Linked DNA regions of Homo sapiens: region 1 is linked to region 2. The links are chromatin contacts, found by Hi-C or POLR2A ChIA-PET in ENCODE. All regions are on one chromosome and are shown on one strand. Each heading gives the region's core, a stretch centred on a gene start or an enhancer-like site at or near the end of the contact. The rest is flanking DNA. Distances are from core to core; before and after follow the strand shown.

Region 1 (6,311 bases), core at 402-2,901, 200 kb after region 2:
TTGGAGGTTTGGAAGGAGTGGTGGAAAAAGTGGAGTTTTTTGTTTTTCTGTTTTTTTTTTTTTAAGAGATGAGATGCTCTTTAAAAAAAAAAAAAAAAAAAAGCACTGCTATGCTTCCCAGGCTGGGGTGTGCAGTGGCAAGATCATGGCTCACTGCAGCCTTGAACTCTTGGGCATGAGCAATCCTGCCTCAGCCTCCCGAGTAGCTGGGACTAAACGTGTGCACCACCACGCCCAGCTAATTTTTTCATTTTATTTTATTATTTAATTAATTAATTAATTAATTTTTTGAGACAGAGTTTTTGCTCTTGTTGCCCAGGCTGGAGTGCAATGGCGTGATCTTGGCTCACTGCAACCTCCGCCTCCCGGGTTCAAGCAATTCTCTTGCCTCAGCCTCCCGAGTAGCTGGGATTACAGGCATGCGCCACAAAGCCCGGCTAATTTTGTATTTTTAGTAGAGACGGGGTTTCTCCATGTTGGTCAGGCTAATCTCCAACTCCAGACCTCAGGTGATCTGCCCGCCTCGGCGTCCCAAAGTGCTGGGATTACAGGCGTGAGCCACGGCGCCCAGCCAATTTTTTCATTTTCTTTTTCTTTTTTTCAAGGCCCGGCTAATTTTTTGTATTTTTAGTAGAGACGGGGTTGCACCGTGTTAGCCAGGATGGTCTCTATCTCCTGACCTCGTGATCCGTCCGCCTCGGCCTCCCAAAGTGCTGGGATTACAGGCGTGAGCCACCATCCCCAGCCTAGAGTTCTTGATAGTATCAGGGCTGAGAAAGTACCAGAGTTAGAGCCAGGTGGGGTGGCACTAAAAGTACAAAAAATTAGCAGGGCGCAGTGGCGGGCGCCTGTAGTCCCAGCTACTCAGGAGGCTGAGGCAGGAGAATGGTGTGAACTCGGGAGGCGGAGCTTGCAGTGAGCGGAAATCGCGCCACTGCACTCCAGCCTGGGCGACAGAGCGAGACTCTGTCTCAAAAAAAAAAAAAAAAAAAAAAAAAAAAAAAGAAAGTACCAGAGTTAGGAGGCTCCTAAACTGGTCCAGATGGGAAGTGACGGGGCCAAGGATAGGGAAGTGAAGATGGGAGGAGTAGGACTAACTTAAAGGCCATTTAGCAAAAATTCACCACGCAAGGCCCTATATTAGGGCGCTGGGGGCTCATACCTCATCGTCCCGTCAACTCTATAAAGCAGGGGCCAACAAACTTTTTCCATAAAAGGCCAGATCGTAAATACTTCAGGGTCTGCAGATCTGTAGGATCTTTAGCAACTACCTACTCTGTTGTAAGGCGAAAGCAGGCAGAGAAGCCAGGTAAACGCGTGGGCGTGTCTGTGTGCTAATAAAACTTTATTCAGGGACCCTCAAATGTGAATTTCACAAACTTTTCACAGGTCATAGACTATTCTTCTTTGGATTTTTCCCCCGGCTATGTAAACATGTAAAAATAATTCTGAGCTTGCGGGGCCGGACAAAGTAGGCGGCGGGTCTTGGCTCGCCTACCCCTGCTATATAAATCATTAATTATGATACCAATCTTAAGGAGAAGGTCTTCAGAAGAGTCCCTCAAAGAGCACCGCCCCTCAACGTCATCAAACCCCGCCTCCAAAGGCGGAGGCTGCGCATGCGCGGCAGGACCTCGGGCGGGGGCGGGGCGGGGCGCAGCTCCGACTTCGGACATGGCGCACGCTGGCGGTGGCAGCGGTGGCAGCGGTGCCGGCGGCCCCGCGGGCCGGGGGCTGAGCGGCGCCCGCTGGGGTCGCTCGGGCTCCGCAGGCCACGAGAAGCTGCCGGTGCACGTGAGTGGCGTCCCCGCCCTCCCTCGGGGAACCCATCTTCTGGACCCCGCGGGCGGGCGCCCCTCACCCAGGCCCCGCCCGGCCCCAGCCCCACCTCGGCCTCCCCTCTGCACTGCCCCGGACCCCTCACCCCTCACCTCTCACCTCGGCCCTCCGAAAGCCCAGCCCATCCCCTTCCCCTCAGGGACCCCGGCCCCTCGTCCCCTCGTTCCGCGGCCAGGGCCCACCGGGACCCTCCCCCTCTCTGCAGGTAGAAGACGCCCTCACCTATCTGGACCAGGTGAAGATCCGCTTTGGCAGCGACCCTGCCACCTACAACGGCTTCCTGGAGATCATGAAGGAGTTCAAAAGCCAGAGGTACCAGCGGGGCCCCTCTCCACCTCAGGGGACCCCCCTGGGCCGGAATCGGGCCTAGCGGGGTGAGACCTCCCCTCTCCAGCCTGCCCCCTTAGCCGGGTGACCTTGCGCAGGTTGTCCAATCTCTCAGAGCCCTAGCTCCTTCTCGTAACAAAAATGGAAATGGGTAGTACCCACCTTGTGGAGCTTTGTGGGGATTCCTGGAAGCAGGACAGGGATCTGGGGGGAGGCAGGGAGGGCGAGGCCGTGCACACTCATAGAGTCAAATCCTGCCTTGATTTAATATGTTGATTTTTATATTAGTTTTGTTCATGAAAGATTTGGTGGGACCCATTTTGATTTTTATTTTCAAGCGCTGTAAAATGTTATTGTCTTGATGATTGAAATTTTTGGCACCCTCTTCCCCTTTAATCTTGTCCTCAAGATGCTTCTCTGGGCTCACTGTGGTCCCAGGCCTGCTTGGAAGTAAGACGCATAAAATGCTTAGTAAGGGAGCTGGCACACAGAAAACGTTTAAAACACATGAGATGATTTTGCAGGCCCAGAATCAAGGAAGATTACAGATAGATGGGAAACCCTGGGATCATGCCCTTGTTTTTATAGGAGACTCACTGAGGTTTGGAGTGGGTAAGGGACCCACCTAAGTGGCAGAGGTGTCACTAGAACTCAGACCCTCTGACTCAGATTCTTGGAAGTCACATGCTTACCATACTGCTGCCCCCTCTTAGGAAACATGGTGGGGCTGGCCTGGTTTCCTTCCGGGAGCCCAGTGCTAAGGGCTGGGCTGCAATGCAGCCAGAAGGGAGACCCCATCTCTCCCCTCCTATTTTTCTTACACCTTTCCCATTCTTGGCAGTACCATTGGTATTTATGCATTGCAATTGTTTGCTCAGATGGAAACCTGTGTCATAGTCATCTCTATCTGATACAAAATGAGGGAAGTTTTCACATTGCTTAGAGGACTTTGGCCTCCTGCCATTTCTTGGAGTCCAGGCCTTGCGGTTGGCTCTCCTGACATTTTCAGAACCGAGTACCCATTCTTGGAGTGTTTTAGGGGAGCTGAGCGATGTCAGTATTCTCTGGTTCTCACCAGGAGGGAACAGGGAGCTCAGGCCTAGCCAGTCAGGAGATAGGTCATGGTGTACAGATGCTATCACATGGGGGCACTTTTTTTTTTTTTTTTGAGATGGATTCTCGTGCTGTCGCCCAGGCTGGAGTGCAGTGGTGTGATCTGGGCTCACTGCAGCCTCCGCCTCCCGGGTGCAAGTGATTCTTGTGCCTCTGCCTCCTGAGTAGCTGGGACTGCAGGCACGCACCACCACTCCAAGTTCGTTTTTGTATTTTTAGTACAGACAGGGTTTCACCATGTTGACCAGTCTGGTCTCGAACTCTTGACCTCAGGTGATCTGCCTGCCTCGGCCTCCTAAAGTGCTGGGATTACAGGCATGAGCCACTGCGCCTGGTGGGTCACATTTTAGGTTCCTTTGTTGTCTGTTGAGAAGGTTTTTATGTGGCAGTATCAAGGGAGTGGGGAATAGATTATATTTTTCATTTATTTCCCAAGACCCTTTTGCCCACTTCCGTTGTTTCTTCTAGCATCGATACTCCTGGAGTCATCAGACGTGTCTCGCAGCTCTTCCACGAGCACCCTGACCTCATTGTTGGATTCAACGCTTTTCTTCCCCTCGGATATAGAATAGACATTCCCAAGAATGGCAAGTTAAACATACAGTCGCCTCTGACAAGCCAGGTATGCCACTACAGTGGTTCGGGTGATCTCAGCCTTCACCGAGTATGTCTTGCTACTCAGGTTGGGCCACGTGTCTCTCCTGTATCATTGCTAGAAAGCCACTTAAGATCTGTTCTTTTTCTAGACGTGCTCATTGCTTCTAGCACAAATCAAAATAGATATGGAAACACCTACACAAGCAGCCTCTGCCTCCCAAATTGATCTGTTTGGAAGATTTAAATCAAGAGTGGATGTCAGGGAGGTATCCTCCTAACGCAGAATTTTGTGTGAAGTCTAAATAACCACCTCAGCAGTTGCTGAGGTCTTGGCTTGAGGCTTTCCCAGCGAGCATACCAGGCAGGCTTGCCCTTGTATTTAAGCATGTCCTCGTCTGCCTCTGATCACTCTCAGTACCACCTACAAAATAAAGTGGTCGAGATGGTGTGTGAGTAGCCACGTTTATGTTGGCTGTGTTTCATTTAATTGTTGATAGGATCATTAGCTCAGCTGGGACTCCTGGCTTTGCTTTGGTCCCTTTTTTCTTGGGTGATAGGTGCTGGCCCTCTTTTTTTTTTTTTTTTTTTTTTTGGAGACGGAGTCTGGCTCTGTCACCCAGGCTGGAGTGCAGTGGCGCAATCTCAGCTCAGTGCAACCTCCGCCTCCCAGGTTCAAGCAATTCTCCTGCCTCAGCCTCCCGAGTAGCTGGGATTACAGGTGTGCACCACCATGCTTAGCTAATTTTTGTATTTTTAGTAGAGATGGGGTTTCTTCATGTTGGCCAGGCTGTTCTTGAGCTCCTGACCTCAAGTGATCTGCCTGCTTCAGCTTCCCAAAGTGCTAGGATTACAGGCGTGAGCCACCGTGCCCAGCCTCCTTTTTTTTTTTTTTTTTTAAGACAGGTTCTCACTCTGTTGCCCAGGCTGGAGTGCAGTGGTGCCATCATATCTCACTGCAGCCTCAACCTCCTGGGCTCAAGTGATCCTCCCGTCTCAGCCTCCTAAGTAGCTAGGACTACAGGCGTGCACCACCACGGCCAGCTAATTTATTTATTTTTTTTGTAGCGACAGGGTCTCACTATGTTGCCCAGGGTTGGTCTCGATCTCCTGGCCTCAAGCGATGTGCCCACCTTGGCCTCCCACAGTGCTGGGATTACAGGAGTGAGCCACTGTGCCTGGCTCACTGCCCCTTCTATCTCTGCAGTCTCTTCATGCTTGAGCTTACTAGCGCCTCTGAGAAAAAGAAAGCCTACTTAAGATTTCCTTTTATAAGATGACCATTGTCATTTTTTCCACCTCAACACTATTTCCCATTTAAGGCATAATTCTTTGCTGTTGGGGGCTTCCCAGTGCATTGTGGGGTGTTTAGCAGGATCTGTAGCGTGTACCTACCAGACCTTCACTCAGTTCTGACAGCCAGAAATGTCTCCAGACATTGCCAGGTGTCTCCCTGGGGGGCAAAAGTGCCCCTGTTGAGAACCACCGGTGTAAGTGGACCAGCTCTCCCAACCTCCTCCAGTCCTTGCCTCGAGAGTTTTAGCAGGGAGTGTCAGAATCTACTGCTGGAAGCACTTGGTAGGTCTTCTTTGATGGAAGAGATGATAGAGCGTCCAATCAATTAGGGATCTGACACTCCGCAGTCAGTTGGAAAGAGAACAGCGAAGGGTAATGTGGCAGTGCTTTTGTATTAATTCCATGTGCAAGGTGTGTGTCAATTCTGCTGCTTCTCGGCCAGGCGCAGTGGCTCACGCCTGTAATCCCAGCACTTTGGGGGGCCGAGATGGGTAGATTACAAGGTCAGGAGTTCAAGACCAGCCTGGCCATCATGGTGAAACCCTGTCTCTACTAAAAGTACAAAAATCAGCCAGGCGCAGTGGAGCATGCCTGTAATCCCAGCTACTTGGGAGGCTGAGGCATGAGAATTGCTTGAACCTGGGAGGCGGAGGTTGCAGTGAGCAGAGATTGTGCCACTGCACTGTAGCCTGGGTGACAGAGCAAGACTCCGTCTCAAAAAAAAAAAAAATTCTGCTGCTTCTCTGTGCAAGACCCTCTCTGCCATCAGCCTGTTGTCTCCTGAAAGCCAAGGAGCGAGTCTCAGGGTTTTTTTTTTGCCTTTTTTGAGAAGGAGTCTCGCTCTGTCACCCAGGCTGGAGTTCAGTGGCGCAATCTCGGCTCCCTGCAACCTCCACCTCCTGGGTTCAAGAGATTCTCCTGCCTCAGCGTGCTGAGTAGCTGGGATTACAGGCACGCTTCATCATGCCCGGCTAATTTTTTTGTATTTTTAGTGGAGATGGGGGTTTCGCCATGTTGGTCAGGCTGGTCTCGAACTCCTGACCCCGTGATTCGCCCACCTCTGCCTCCCAAAGTGCTGGGATTACAGGTGTGAGCCACCGCACCCAGCTGAATCTCAGCTTTAAAGGGGAACTTGGAAGCGT
Region 2 (6,287 bases), core at 163-2,662:
AGCAGGGCCTCCCCTCATACCTGGATGCTACTGCATCTTCCTACCGCCCTGCTCCTGCCGCGGGAAGAATGACCCCTACTGCCAAGAAACTCTTGGAGAAAATATGAGAATAGATCAGTCTTCCCCCCCACCCCCCCACCCCCGCAACAACACACACACACACACGGAAGGGGAGGGGGCGGTCCCTCCGCAAACAGTAGCCTCAGCAAAGGGGCACCCGAGGAAGCGACACTCTGGAGTTAACCCCGACAGTCTGGGTCAAAAACCACCAGGCTGAGACCCCCAGGTGAGGGAAAGAGCCTACTGAAACAGAGCTCTTGGGTAAACGGGAGAGAAAAGTCCTCTTTAATTCACTACCTAAAAAATGGAGCTCTGGCTTGGTCAGAGACGCAATGGGTACTGAGGCCCAGAAAGGCAACAGGAAGGATCCCACCCTCCCCGAGATCATCTATCGTCGGCAGCGACCCCAAGAGGGTTTTGGCAAAGGCGTGTCTAGTCACAGAAGGGAGACAGACTCTCCACGTACCCTAGGTACCCGGCCAGGGGCAAAACAGACTGGGGGTTCTCTCCGAAGCCAGGAAGGTGCTGCCAGCCGAGAGGAGGGGGAAGAAGGACTTCCCTGATCACCCAGGAGGCCAAGACATGGGAGACATAGGTTCCCCGAGTCATACCCCGGACACCAGTTGCTTCACAGCCCTTCTCCCTCCCCTTCCCGCTCCGGGAGGGCTTCCCGGGGGTCTCGGGTCCCGGAGGGAGGGCGAGGCAGAGAAGCTTCGTCCAGAGCAGTGAGGGTCGTAGAGCTGGAGCAGAAAGGGAGGAAAAACTCTAGCCTCAGCTCCCCCGTCTGCTTCCTCCGCCCAGGCCGCACGGAAGCCTCGGCCTCACGTACCGAGCGCTGCCGGGCTGCCCGACCTGCCCCCGGCCCGGGCCCGAGAAGCGAGAGGCAGGGATGGCAGCGGCCCTCGAGGGGAGGTGGGCGCCAGACGGGTCCCCCGAAGCCCGGTGGGCGAGGGGTACAGGAGAGGGGGAGGGTCCCGGGCCCATGCGGCCTCCGTCCCAGCTCGCGCGGCGGGTACTTACGTTGCTCTGGGGGTCGATGGCCTGCAGCAGCCGGTCCCTGATCTGCTGCGGAGACGCCGGAGCCGCTGTCATTGCCTGGGCGAGGCGGGGGGTTGCGGCCGGGCCAGCGGGCGGGCGGGCTGAGGCGGGGGACGGGGGTCACTCACTCGCCGGCCTCCGGGAGCCGGAGCCGCATGTTCCCCGCGGCGCCGGGGGGTTGGGGGCGCGCGGGGTGGCGGAGAGGGGAGCCGGGGCCGGGTCTCGGTCCCGGGCCGCCGCCGCCACCAAAGGAGGAGGAGGAGCCGCCGGAGCCGCCGCCGCTCGCTGCCGCCGCCTCGAGAACCAAACTCCAGTGAGCTGCCCCCGCGCGGAGTACTCTGGGTAGTCCGCGCCGCACGCAGCGTCGGCGCCACGCTGAGGAGGTTGGGAGATGGGGCGGGCGGAGACGCCAGGCCTGGGCGGGGCTGCCCGTGTGCCACGCCCCGCGCCTCCGCGCAAGCGCGCGCAGGCGCACTCGTCCGCCCGTGACGCCCCGCCCAGCCGCCCGGCCTAGGCAGCCGTTGGGAGGAGGTTGGGCGGGGCAACGGCCCCCGTCCAGGTCACGGGGCGGGGCTTTCTGACGGAAGCGCGCGCGCAAAGAGTCCTTGAACCCGGACGCTCGCAGCGGCTACCTCGGGGCGGGGAGGGCGGCGGGAAAATCCTTCCTCTGGGAGAGCCTTCCCGGCGCGTGACTGGGGGACGGGAGTCGCAGGCTGAGCAGCTGCCGAGTTTTTTGTGAGGGCGAGGGAACCAGACGTCCACGTTGTGATTCTGCGCGCAGAAGGGTCATCGGAGTCCGGGGGTGTCGCCGCGGCCCCCCCGCCCCTCAGAGGGTGTGGGAATGGGTGTGGTGGCAGGGCGGGGGTCTGCACCGCCACGCGCGACCCCGATCGCGAAAACGTGAGGCGGCAAAGCGCCTCTGGCAGAAGCCGCCCGCCGTAGCTGGGAAAGCCGGAGGTTGCAAATCTGCGTCTACGCGGCGGCTTCTCCACCTCGGCACCACTGGCATTTGGGCGGGATCGCTCTGTCTTCGGGGCGGGTCCCCCGATCTGTCGGAAGTTGAGCGGCATCTCTGGCCTCCGAAGCGCCCCCTCCCCCAATCTGCAGTCATTGCCGCCGTCCCTTGTGGGGGCACAGTCCCCCCGCCCCCCCACCGGCAGAGAACCCCGTGATTGAAAGACCCTTCTACCCGCCTCTGCCTTGAGATTCTGTAAAACTGAGATGCTCATTCTCTTAACCAAACACGTCACAGAGGAGGAAACGGAGGCCCAAGGTCACCTAGACTTCGGGGTTAAGCCCAGAACCGCAGATGTCAAGTTTAAGGGCGCCCCTCCTCCCTCCACCCTGTTTATTGCCTTGGTAATTGCTCCCCTCTCTCTGGGAGCTCTGTTGGAAATGCTCTTGTGAGACGGGATGGAAAGGCAAGCTCGGCGGCCTCGGGAGAAATCTTTTTTTTCCCACTGTTACAGGAAGACCTAGATTTAAAACAGGAGGAAGACAGCTGATGAGAACCACATGTGTGCCTTGGAGCTGCCCGACACCTGTTAGTCTTGTATTTGTTGTGCTTCTGGGAAATATTTTCATTTGCAAAAACGGCTGCTTCTGCACGTGGCTATGGTTGCGTGCTTCTGCACATGTGAAAAGTTTTACATCACACTTGGAGGAGAAAAGAAACACGGGCAAAACACTTGTCATTTACTGCTCCCAACCTCGCCCCTCCCAGAATGCGGTGCATTGTGTACATGGTGTACATGGTCCAAGTTGGAAACTGGCCCATTCGGAGATAATTCTCTCATTTCTGATAAGCAAAATAAGCAAAGCCTTCCTCAGGCATATTCTGGTCTTGCCTCTCTCTTAATTTCTAACTCGGATGTACAGTATCTTTTTTTTTTTTTAATAAAGTATTACATAGGAGGCAATTTATTTTGCATGGGTCAGGTTATTTTAAGAAACATTTGGGCCGGACGTGGTGGCTCAAGCCTGTAATCCCAGCACTTCAGCAGGCGGAGGTGGGCGATCACTTGAGCTCAGGAGTTCGAGACTAGCCTGGCCAACATGGTGAAACCCCATCTCTACTAAAAATACAAAAATTAGCCGGGCATGCTGGCGCGCACTTGTAATCCTGGCTACTAGAGGGGGCTGAGGCAGAAGAATTGCTTGAACCCGGGAGGCGGAGGTTGCAGTGAGCCAAGATCACACCACTGCACTCCAGCCTGGGCAACAGACTCTGTCTCAAACAAAATGTGGGGCCAGCCACGGTGGCTCATGCCTGGTAGCTCATGCCTGTAATCCCAGCACTTTGGGAAGCCGAGGTGGGCAGATCACTTGCGGTCAGGAGTTCGAGACCTGCGTGGCCAAAATAGTGAAACCCCTTCTCTACTGAAAAAACAAAAATTAGCCGGGCATGGTGGCACACACCTGTAATCCCAGCTACTCAGAAGGCTGAGGCACGAGAATTGTTTGAACCCAGAAGGCAGAGGCTGCAGTGAGCTGAGATCACGCCACTGTACTCCAACCTGGGTGACAGAGCAAGACTGTCTTGAAAAATAAACAAACATCTGGAAAGTACTCAACTTACCCACTTTTTAAAAACTAAGAAGCACTGACATGACTTGGTTCCTCAAGGGCACTGGCTCTTTTTGGTATCCCCAGTAGATAGAAAAATAGTATCTGTGGAGTAAGTCAATGAAAAGTTTCATCAAATACACGGTAGCGTTACACACACCCCCAGACATATGAATGCATTTCAGTTTCTACAGATCTGGTACACCATGGGTCTGGAGAGCTATTTCTGGAATGAATGAAATACTTCATAAAATATAATACTATATACACCAGGATACACAACACACACACGGATATTTAGTTTTATTCCACATTTAATGTACGTAAAAGGGTGTTTTTGTAAATGCAAAGATTAAATCAGACAGCCTCTGAATTGTAGTCTTGAAAACATTAGCAAGTTCTTTTAGGTCCAGGGTAGATACTGCAGTTCACTTAGCCAACTTTCTGCATTGAGACATCCTTGCCAGGGATCCTGTCAGTTATGCGAAGATGCGGCACGAGATAATTCCTCTTGCTGTGATGGTTCGTCCTCAATGACAGGTCCCTTATAGTATTTAGGTACAACAAGGTCTTTTGTGCTTGGAATGCCCTTGAAAAAGCTGCCTCACCTGTTTGTGAAGGGAACCCCAAAGAGAAAGGGAGAGGAAGGGCTGGGTGCAGTGGCTCACATCTATAATCCCAGCACTTTGGGAGGCCGAGGTGGGTGGATCATTTGAGGTAAGGAGTTAAGAGACCAGCCTGGCCAACATGGTGAAACCCCACCTCTACTAAGAATACAAAAATTAGCCGGGCATGGTGGTGGGCACCTGTATTCCCAGCTACTTGGGAGGTAGAGGCAGGAGAATTGCATGAACCTGGGAGGCAGAGGTTGCAGTGAGCCAAGATCACACCACCACACTCCAGCCTGGGTGACAGAGCGAGACTCCATCACAAATATAAAATAAAATAAAATAAATAGAAAAAAGGGAGAGGAAGTAGTTCAGAGTCCATGACTTGCTCTTGCCATGGGAAAAGGCAAGGAAGTTAGTGTCAGGAGGTCAAGTGCAGAGCATCTTCAGCCAACCTGGACAGTGAGGGAGTAGAAGGATGCTTCTCCCTGGACTCACTGCTGTGGCCTAAGCAGGAACCGGGATATTCAAGAGCACTGCAGAGGAAGCCGTGACGAGGCAGGTTCACACAGCTGTACAGGAATAGTCTTCCACAGCGACACCTTGTAATAGCCAGGAGCAACAGCAGGAATGCGCTCATCAGACATGTCAGAAGCAAGCCCCTGAGAGACAGGCCATTTAAAGCACAGGGTTACTAAACTTACCCTAATAAGGGATGTGAGGGCTCCAGGGATTAACAGAAAAAGCCAGTGTGACAAAAACAACCACCCTCCTTTGACCCCTATGTTTGCTTTAACAGGCGGGTGGAATTTTTTTTTTTTTTTTTTCGAGAGAGTCTCACTCTGTTGCCAGTCTGGAGTGCAGTGGCGTGATCTTGGCTCACTGCAATCTCCGCCTTTCAGGTTCAAGCGATTCTCCTGCCTCAGCCTCCCGAGTAGCTGGGACTACAGGCGGGTGCCACCACACCCAGCTAATTTTTGTATTTTTAGTAGAGACAGGGTTTCACCATGTTGGCCAGGATGGTCTCAAACTCCTGACTTCATGATCCGCCTGCCTTGGCCTCCCAAAGTGCTGGGATTACAGGCATGAGCCACCACACCCGGCCGCTGGCAGAAATTTTTAAAACCCTTTCTCATATATGAACTCATTCAACCCTATCAGTTATCTCAGAAGTACCTAGAGATGAGTTTCATAGTTCTGCTTGGCTTTGCACTAAGTCTTGTTTACTCTAAAAGTGAAACCAATTTAAATTGGTTTTGACTAACCTTGACATGTCAAAGATAGGTAGAAGACCTCAATTTTTTAATCCCATCTTCAAGTAGGGATGGGGATACAGAAAGGTTCCAGTTCTGAACGCAAGCCCCGGAACCTGGTTGGGGGGTGGGAATTCATGAATACAATACTTTAATTGCACTGTACAAACACAACACGGCTGGGACACCAACGAATGAAAAAAGTCATTAACTGTGAACATTTTTTTTTTTTTTTTTTTTGAGGCAGAGTCTCGCTTTGTTGCCCAGGCTGGAGTGAAATGGTGCCATCTGGGCTCACCTCTACCTCTTGGGTTCAAGTGATTCTCGTGCCTCAGCCTCCTGAGTAGCTGGAATTACAGTTGCATGCCACCATGCCCAGCTAATTTTTGTATTTTTAGTAGAGATGCGGTTTCGTCATGTTGGTCAGGCTGCTCTGGAACTCCTGACTTCAGGTGATCCACCCGCCTCAGCCTCCCAAAGTGCTGGGATTACAGGCGTGAGCCACCATGCCCGGCCAACTGGGAGCATTTCAATAAGCTCATACCCTCTGACCCTGTGGATATGAGCGTACTGAAATTCACAACTTCTAAAAGTTTATCTGAAGGAGGCAATCAGATGTAGACAAATGTGTATGTACAAGGAAGTTCACTGAAGCACTATTTGTAAGAGTGAAAGATTGGAAGCAATGTAAGTGCCTAGCAATAGGGGAGTACGTAAATAAACTGTGATTAGTTCCCCACAATGGGAAGGTTATGAATTAGAA

Evidence for each region. Hi-C counts contacts between places; a loop is a spot of excess contacts on that map. ChIA-PET counts read pairs that join two places held with the same protein, here RNA polymerase II (POLR2A). Pooled maps may share reads with other maps.
Region 1: a map of naive thymus-derived CD4-positive, alpha-beta T cell shows a loop between it and region 2 (19-fold over the local background). The contact joins the promoter of SIN3B here to the promoter of MED26 in region 2. A Hi-C loop is called at or near these places in 1 of 168 maps with a recorded cell type or tissue (naive thymus-derived CD4-positive, alpha-beta T cell), 1 of 37 single-sample maps with no recorded cell type and 11 of 50 pooled maps. POLR2A ChIA-PET finds 5 or more read pairs at or near these places in 3 of 52 experiments (AG04449, HCT116 and PC-3).

The regions. Positions count from the first base shown.
Region 1 is chr19:16,827,747-16,834,057 of GRCh38, forward strand. SIN3B (SIN3 transcription regulator family member B) reads left to right here and starts at 1,652. Exons shown (of 19, transcript NM_001297595.2): 1 at 1,652-1,794; 2 at 2,045-2,151; 3 at 3,748-3,901. The coding sequence starts at 1,675. RefSeq lists an enhancer at 1,378-1,879 and a silencer at 1,620-1,799.
Region 2 is chr19:16,626,792-16,633,078 of GRCh38, forward strand. It overlaps MED26 (mediator complex subunit 26), which reads right to left and starts at 1,413. Exons shown (of 3, transcript NM_004831.5): 1 at 1,081-1,413. The coding sequence starts at 1,152. LOC105372296 (a long non-coding RNA gene) reads left to right here and starts at 1,641. Exons shown (of 2, transcript XR_936361.3): 1 at 1,641-2,457; 2 at 2,568-3,017. It also overlaps a transcript of SMIM7 not described here. RefSeq lists silencers at 1,277-1,336, 1,437-1,696, 1,947-2,026 and enhancers at 1,541-2,472, 2,577-2,626.